Linked DNA regions of Homo sapiens: region 2 is linked to region 1. Evidence: chromatin contacts called from ENCODE Hi-C or POLR2A ChIA-PET data. All regions are on one chromosome and are shown on one strand. The core of a region is the stretch at or near the end of the contact, and the rest is flanking DNA. Distances in the headings are between cores, read along the strand shown.

The links. A loop is a pair of places that touch in the nucleus more often than their neighbours do. ChIA-PET counts read pairs that join two places held with the same protein, here RNA polymerase II (POLR2A). Pooled maps may share reads with other maps.
Region 2: a loop to region 1 is called in a pooled map, with 4 times the contacts of the local background. The contact joins two enhancer-like sites. A Hi-C loop is called at or near these places in 1 of 50 pooled maps. POLR2A ChIA-PET finds 5 or more read pairs at or near these places in 2 of 52 experiments (AG04450 and activated naive CD4-positive, alpha-beta T cell).

What each region holds. Positions count from the first base shown.
Region 1 is chr10:5,858,878-5,863,203 of GRCh38, forward strand. ANKRD16 (ankyrin repeat domain 16) reads right to left here. Exons shown (of 8, transcript NM_019046.3): 8 at 2,739-3,814. It also overlaps the pseudogene RPL12P28. Among named protein-coding and RNA genes, the nearest start is that of TRV-TAC3-1, 7.3 kb to the left of the region's middle. RefSeq lists enhancers at 3,560-3,609, 3,910-3,979, 4,180-4,309. Within about 2 kb of position 2,599, at least 4 of the 41 ENCODE cell types and tissues checked have a DNase peak (open chromatin) inside an H3K27ac peak, as active enhancers do.
Region 2 is chr10:6,380,473-6,384,798 of GRCh38, forward strand. No RefSeq gene overlaps it. Among named protein-coding and RNA genes, the nearest start is that of LINC02656, 32 kb to the left of the region's middle. Within about 2 kb of position 1,759, at least 7 of the 41 ENCODE cell types and tissues checked have a DNase peak (open chromatin) inside an H3K27ac peak, as active enhancers do.

The DNA.
Region 1 (4,326 bases), core at 1,349-3,848:
GGCCTCTGTGTCCAGTCTGTGGGTTCTGCCCCCTACACTAATTCTGGGCATGACCATGCCTTGCTTTGGCCAATGGGATGGAAGCATCTACACAAACAGAGCGGAGACTGGAAAGCACATTTAAGTCTCTTTTCTCTCTTGAATCTCTGCCACTGTCATGAAAAATAAGCCTGGGCTAGCCGAATGGAGAGACCATGGGGAGCAGAGCCAGCTTGATCCACCCAAGGCCATCCTATACCAGCTCAGCAACTCACTGGCTGACGGGACGCAGGAGTGAGCCCAGTTGCGAGCAGCAAAGCCACCCAGATGCCCTACAGACTCCTGTTTCAACCCAGTGAGCTTTGGGGTGGTCTGTCATTTAGTAACAGCTAACTGATACAGGTAAAAATAGGAAAAAGGGCTATAATGGCCAAAAAAACAAATCTAAAGATCTTCAATCTGATTGAGAAATGCCAAGGCCGGGTGTGGTGGCTTATGCCTGTAATCCCAACACTTTTGGAGGCCAAGGTGAAAGGACTGCTTAAGGCCAGGAGTTCGAGACCAGCCTGGCCAACACAGTGAGACCCCCCTATAAAAGTGGAATCTCTACATAAATTTTAAAAATTAGCTGGGCGAGCTGGTGCGTGCTTGTGGTCCCAGCTGCTCAGGAGGCTGAGAAGGGAGGATTGCTTGAGCCTAGGAGGTCGAGGTTGCTTGAGCCTAGGAGGTCAAGGCTGCAGTGAGCTATGGTCACACCACTGCACTCCAGTCTGGGCAACAGAACAGGACCCTGTCTTTAAAAAAAAAAAAAAAAAGAAATGCAAAATTAAAATCATGAGATAGTACATCATGTTAGTGGCCATTAAAAGTGTGATACCGTGGCCAGGCGCAGTGGCTCACGCCTGTAATCCCAGCACTTTGGGAGGCCGAGGCTGGTGGATCACCTGAGGTCAGGAGTTTGAGACCAGCCTGGCCAACATGGTGAAACCCCATCTCTACTAAAATACAAAAATTAGCTGGAAGTGGTGGTGTGCGCCTATAATCCTAGCTACTTGGGAGGCTGAGGCAGGAGAATCGCTTGAACCCAGGTGATGGAGGTTGCAGTGAGCTGAGATTGTGCCACTGCACTCCAGCCTGGGCGAGAGTGAGACGCCGTCTCAAAAAAAAAAAAAAAGTGCGATACCACACAGCTTTGGTGATGGGTATGCCTGGGAAGGAATCTTGGCAAAAGCGATGTCTGTGGTGCTCAAGACCCATCCCAGCCTCCTGGGCATGTGAGCCCCACACTGCAGACACAGGGAAGTTACCAGCTACATGCCCCAGGCTCCCCTAGGTCCAGATTTTGAGATGTGAGTTGGATTCTGCTAATTGCTTGAGTTTCGGAAAGCAGAAGCGAAAGCCGTATTTCTGCTTCCACTGGCAAAGGCTGCAAGTGATTTTCTGTGGAGTGTTTTCTGATCATTTGGCCTCTCGACTGTAGCAGATGAAGACAGCAAGCTTCTGGAGTTGGAAGCGAAGGCAGCAGCTTCCTATACTGGCAAAGATTTTCCTGATTGAAAAGGCACTTCTTTTTGAGGCCTAGGTCTGAAGTACAGCCCTTGATATCGTCCCTGAAAGTTCAACGAGATTTGTTCTCGAGCCTTCCTGACAATTCTGCATACCATCAGGACCCCGTAACAAATCTTCTGCATAAGCTGGCTCCAATGAACGCTAGTCTCTGCTAACTGAACTGTAGCTGATACAGTTGGCAACCTAAAAAAATGGACAGATCCTTTGATCCGCTTCTAGGAATTTATCTTCCAGTCATTCCCATAAGGACACAAAGATGTGTCCGGCACTGCTGTTTATAATAACTTAAACAACCCCAGAATGTCCTAAAATGTCCAGAAATAGGGAACAGCTTAGACAAATTGTGGCACATCTGAAAGATGGAATGTCAGAAAGAATGCAACATTATGCAAAGTTAAAAAGAATGAGGTAGATCTTTAAGAACTAATGAGAAAATGAAAATAACAAAACAAAAAGAACTAATGAGAAACAATGCACTCAGTTTAAAGTTGCAAGAGTGTTATATGATCCTATTTGGAATAATCTTTATTTGTACTGTCTGAATTATTTTTCCCCAGAAGCAAATATTTTAGAATATAAACTCATTAAAAATGAAATAAAGCGCATGAGTGTTACATCATATATAACCTTATTCAAATCCATGGGTAATTCCTTGAAGGCATACCATGTGCAGGAGCTGTGTGCAGCCTTCTGGGGTTTGTAAGGTGCGTAAGATACAGTAACTGACCCAGGCGGGGTGCGGTGGCTCACGCCTGTAATCCCAGCACTTTGGGAGGCTGAGACGGTTGGATCACCTGAGGTCAGGAGTTTGAGACCAGCCTGGCCAACATGATGAAACCCTGTCTCTACTAAAAATACAAAAATTAGCCGCGCACGGTGGTGGGAGCCTGTAATCCCAGCTACTTGGGAGGCTGAGGCAGAAAAATCACTTGAACCCAGGGGGCGGAGGTTGCAGTGAGCCGAGATCGTACCACTGCACTCCAGCCTGGGCGGCAGAGTGACTCTGACTCATAAAAAGAAATAGTAACTGACCTCCAGGGATGCATGACTCAGTGGCCTTGACTACCACTTATATAAATAGTTCTAACATAAGGCGAACCATGGGATAATTGCTACAAAGTGCAAAGCAGGAACAGGGGCGGAGAAATTAATTCTTGTGAACCTGGAAGACATCTGACGACTCTGCTGGGTGTGGATGAAGAGATTATGCCAAGAGCTAATTTTTATTAAATGCTTTTTCTATTCCTGGGTTCTTTGAGAATCATTGACATTTATTATTTACTACACATCAGACACGGTGTTAAGTGGCTTAGATGAAATGTCTTTTTTTTTTTTGGTTATCAGATAACCCTTTGTGAAAATATTTTCCTTTGCATTCTTTAACTAGCTGGGCATTCCACAGCTTCACTGTTGGTATCATCTGTGATACTATCAACATGGCAGCTCACAGACTGGGCAGGCCCCAGGAATTCTTTTTTTTTTTTTTTTTTTTTGGAGACGGAGTCTTGCTCTGTTGCCCAGGCTGGAGTGCAGTGGCGCATATTCGGCTCACTGCAAGCTCTGCCTCCAGGGTTCACAGCATTCTCCTGCCTCAGCCTCCTGAGTAGCTGGGACTACAGGCGCCCACCACCATGCCTGGCTAATTTTTTTGTATTTTTAGTAAGAGACGGGGTTTCACCACGTTAGCCAGGATGGTCTCGATCTCCTGACCTCATGATCCTCCCGCCTCGGCCTCCCAAAGTGCTGGGATTACAGGCATGAGCCACCGCAACCGGCCCCCAGGAATTCTTTAATGGTTCCAGAGAGTTCTCTGGCTAAAGACTGCTGCTGCATCTGTTAGGCAATGTTGACAATCTCATCAGAAGTGGTGCTACCACTGTGTTTCATGTTTTTGTGTTTCTTTCTTTCTGTCGGTGGTTCCTGAGGGTTGTGACGATCAGGGCAGAGGCAGAAGGCACCACCTCAATCTGGGCCTGTCTGCTGTGGCTGGTCAGTTTCACTATCATCCTCAGACTCTTCCAGTCAATGGTTGGTGATGTCATCAGCAACCATTTTTGGAGACAGACCCAGGGAGCTGACCTTGGGGGCCAGTGCAGATGTGGCACTGACTTCACCACTGGTACACCTCAGATATACAACTTTGATCTCGCTGGGGTCAAACGTAGGTGGCTGCGGTTGGTTGAACTCAGGTTCAGGATGACTGAAGCAAGTTGCACTTGGCTTTCTCTGAGCCGAAAAACGAAAGGTGCTCAGGCTCCCAGCAACTCTGTGAAGAAAGAGTTATTATCATCTCAGTTTACAGATGAAACAGAAGCTCAGAGAGGGCAAGCAGCTAGCACAAGGTCCCACAGCTGGACTCAGGGCTGCTGGCTACAGGGCCTGGCTCTACATGCTGCACAGTCAGAGAGGGAGAGTCCCATGCGCAGTTGGAAGGGAGAAGGGAAGGGGAGGCTGGCGCTAGATAGTAACAAGCTGTGTGTTTTGGGCATTTCCCCTGTACCAGACACTGTGCTAAATGACCCTTCTGCTCTGTTTGCCTGGAAAAGTCCCCATCTTAGTGAATTCTGACTTTCCACCTACTGTCCCGGAGCAGCTGACTGTGGTGGAGAAAACTGCAGGACAGGGACCCTCAGCTGCTGCTATACAGCCAGTGATCCTGCCACGTCCCTGACTCCATGGGCTTTCAACACGAGGCCTCCCCAACGCAGTGTCCACACCAGCATTACTGTGGAACTTGGGAGACATGCAGATCCCACAGGAGAGGGAAGGGGGAGCTGC
Region 2 (4,326 bases), core at 509-3,008, 520 kb after region 1:
CATCCTCTGAAATCTAGGTAGAGTCGACTTAATTCTTGACTTCTGTGCACCTGCAGGCTCAACACCACGTGGAAGCTGCCAAGGCTTGGGGCTTCCACCCTCTGAAACAACAGCCTGAGCTGTACCTTGGCCCCTTTTAGTTATGGGTGGAGTGGCTGGGACTCAGGGCACCAAGTTCCTAGACTGCGCACAGCAGAGAGACCCTGGGCCTAGCCCACGAAACCATTTTTTCCTCCTAAACCTCCAGGCCTGTGATGGGAGGGGCTGCCGCAAAGGTCTCTGACATGCCCTGGAGACATTTTCCCCATTGTCCTGGTGATTAACATTCAGATCTTCATTACTAATGCAAATTTCTGCAGCCAGCTTTAATTTCTCCTCAGAGAATGGGATTTTTGTTTCTATCACATTGTCAGCCTGAAAATTTTACAAACTTTAATGATCTGTTTCCCTTTTAAAATTGAATGCCTTTAACAGCATCCAAGTCACCTCTTGAATGCTTTGCTGCCTAGAAATAGAAATCTTCCACCAGATACCCTAAATCATCTCTCTCAAGTTCAAAGTTCCACAAATCTCTAGGGCTGGGGCAAAATGCTGTCAGTCTCTTTGCTAAAACGTAACAAGAGTTACCTTTGTTCCAATTCCCAACAAGTTCCTCATCTCCATCTGAGACCACCTCAGCCTGGATTTCACTGTCCATATCATTATCAGCATTTTGGTAAAAGCCATTCAGCAAGTCTCTAGGAAGTTCCAAACTGTCCCACATTTTTCTGTCTTCCTCTGAGTCCTCCAAACTGTTCCAACCTCTGCCTGTTACCCAGTTCCACATTTTTGTGTATCTTTTCAGCAGTGCCCCACTCTACTGGTACCAATTTACTGCATTAGTCTGTTTTCATGCTACTGATAAAGCCATATCTGAGACTGGGGAAAAAAAAGAGGTTTAATGGACTTATAGTTCCACATGGCTGGAGAGGCCTCACAATCGTGGCAGAAGGCAAGGAGGAGCAAGTCACATCTTACATGGATGGTGGCAGGCAAACAGAGAGAGATTGTGCAGGAACATGCCTCTTTATAAAACCATCAGATCTCATGAGACTAATTCACCATCACAAGAACAGCACGGGAAAGACCCGCCCCCATAACTCAGTTACCTCCCACCAGGTCCCTCCCACAACACGTGGGAATTCAAGATGAGATTTGGGTGGGGACACAGCCAAACCATATCACCATGTCTCTCCATGGACTGACTTGATGGACAATTCTTTGGAGGTGGATAACTGTGATTGTCCTGTAAACCATAAAGCAGAGAGGGCACCCCAAGGAAAGCCATGTTACCCAAGTAGATGCTGGACAAGTGTTAAATACATAGCTGCCTTCATTGTGGAAACAGGGGCAGGGATCTGAGGACTTCTATATCAAGACCTTTCCACTCCTCCACTAGTTTACTTCTCTGGGTCTACTGTCGACATTCATCTAAAATGCAACTCCAACAGAAATTGTGGGACAGGGATGTCCCATTCACCTGGAGAAAGGCTATACAAGGCAATACAATGGCCATTGCAGCAAAAAAATCAGGTGTCTAGAAACATATTAAGCCAGAATTAAGCTGTAGCTCTCTGCATAGTTTATGAGACACTTCTCTGAAGTGCAGCTGAAAATGATGGGTGTGTGTGTGTTTTAAATCTGAAGGCCCTCGGGAATGGCATGTACACAAATGTCAGTGTTTGTGGGCATGAAAGGGAAGGAAACCAGACATGGGGCTGGCGGAGAAGACTTAACAGCTGCAGCTGGCATGCTTTTGCTTTGTCTTTGATTCTTTCGATTCCTGTTTGGCTTTGGTCCCATGTTTTGGGCTGTGACTAAGCTTTCGTGTCTTTGGGGGCTAAGTAGACATCAAAACAAGAAACGCCACTCACTGTGCAAATGGATTTGCCCGAAATGCTGCTGAAGAAGACAGGTTGGCATCGGGCTGGTGCTTTTCTGCTTCTACTTAAATAGGAGAGGATTTGGTCAAACTTGGTCCTTGGGACAAGGAGCTGTTTTGGACAAACGGTTTACGGAAGGTGAGGCTGGGTATTTTAAGAAGGGAGGTGAGAAGTGAGAGACCTGGAATCTGGTCCTTGTAATCGGTCATCTTGCAACATGGACTTGACTGTTGTGGAAATGGTCTACACCTCAGTTTCCTTTTTACCACAAGCTCTTCCCTCCATCTCTGTCGACACATTTCCCTCCTCTTGCTCCAGCCTCTGCTTATTTCAGGGGCTCAGTTTTCTCAAGATGGCCCCATGAAACTTCCTTGCCACAGAATGCTTCTCTGGATGCTATATCAATCGATTACATGTTAGTATGAATTTAGCTAATACACTACCTCCACATGTGACTGTACACTCAAAGTATCCCAGCAGAGGCACTCTCCCAGGTGCAACAAGATGAAACAGTCAGTTTCGGGGTCTCTTATCATGTCCCTATATAAACACAGGTGTGGGAGGGAAATATTTTGAGATGACTGCATGGAACTCTGTATTCCTTTTCCATATAATGAGTATATTATTCTCCAGCGTCTCTCCATTGCTCAAAACCACGAATATCTCCTCTCTTGAAAAAGTGACAGTGTGAGGACTGGGAAGCTGAAATTTTAGCTCAGAAGTCTACAACTAGAACCAAGTTTCTAAAAATGTGCTGTGTTATATAATCCAGGAGGAGGCAATGGAAAAGTACCAGCTGGTGTGGGACTGGAGGCTTTCCTGCCTCTGACTCACTCAGGCAAAAGGTCTTGAATTAAGATGCTTCTCAGAAAATCCAAACAAAACCCATTCATTCTCCAAGGCTTCGCATTCGTTGTGGGAGTCAAAATGTAACCATGGGACTGAGATTGCCTGGGCACATTTGGGAAAGTTCACAAAGTTTGTTCTTGTGTCCCTCGAGGCCAGCTTCCAGGGCCTCCCCACTCCTTTCCAGATGCCCGATGCCATCCTGCCGTATCTATGGCACCACAGACAGCCCTATCGGGAAGATGGCCCAAATGGCTTTCCCCATCAAAACTTGACTTCTCTGTCCTGTGGCCTCAGGCCCTGCTCTGGGTTGTCCTTAACTAAACAGTTAGATGGATCCTTGCTGTGGTGTTAGCTAACTGAATAGAGCACCTTTGAAAAAATAACATAATAGGCTGACCACGGTGGCTCATGCCTGTAATCCTGGCACCTTGGGAGGCTGATGGGGGAGGGTTGCTTGAGTCCAGGAGTTTAAGACTAGCCTAGGTAACATAGCAAGCCGTTGTCTCTACAAAAAATGTAAAAATTAGTCAGGTGTGGTGGTGCCTGCCTGTGGTCCCAGCTACTTGGGAGGCTGAGGTGGGAGGCTTAAGGGGGTTGAGGCTACCTTGAGCTGTGTTTGCACCACTGCACTCCAGCCTGGGTGACAGAGTGAGACCCTGCCTCAAAAACAAAACAAAACAAAAACAAAACATAATGTCTTAACTCAAAAGAGAGCATGGCTACTTGTGCAGTGACAAAAGTGGCTGGCATATCAGGAATGATGACTCTGGCCTAGGAAGATGTTTGGGACCTGTGGAGCCTTTGGATGTGGAGTCCCTCAGATCACACTAGAATCTGGCTGCCTTCTCCACGAAGAGATTTCTGTGTGGAAGGTCCAGGCATCTGTGTTTTGCAGCTCCCCAGAAGGTTTTGAGGCCTGTGGGAAATGATGGGGGACTGCAGCACTTGTATGCTGTGATGTCGGAAGAATAACAGCCAGCGGCTCAGCAGCATTAAGGCTTTGTGGACTGTTCCTAGGCTTTTTCCGTCTCTCCTTTTTTTTTTTTTTTTTTTTTTTTGCCACAGTTGACATCTGTACGCCCCACGTCACGTGAGGTTAGTGTCTGAGCAGGGACTACAAGGAGCCAACAATCCTGACTTCTGGTCTACCTTTCCCCCAAGTACCCACAGCCTCCCTAATATCCAAATCCTCATGTAACTTTATGCAATGAAACATATCAAACTTTACATAGCATTGCCCAGCCTGTGCACGTTGAGGTATTTCAAAGCAAAAAGCATTATAAAGTCTTTGTGAACCTCTCCCCACAAGCATGTAAAGCTTTGGGAACAGGCCAGGAACCACCTGCCTTGGCATACCATAGTGCTGTGACCATTGCAATTATATTTTCCAGATACAATTCTTGGGGCATGCAGTCTGAGAATGCTTTGCCTCTGAATGGAGCACATGGTTTTTGGATAGGGAAATGTTGGCCTACAGATGTATGAAGGCTATGGTGTTGGTGGGGGTGCCGTAATAGGATAACTTGAGTCTGAATGTGTGAAGTGATGTTTCGAC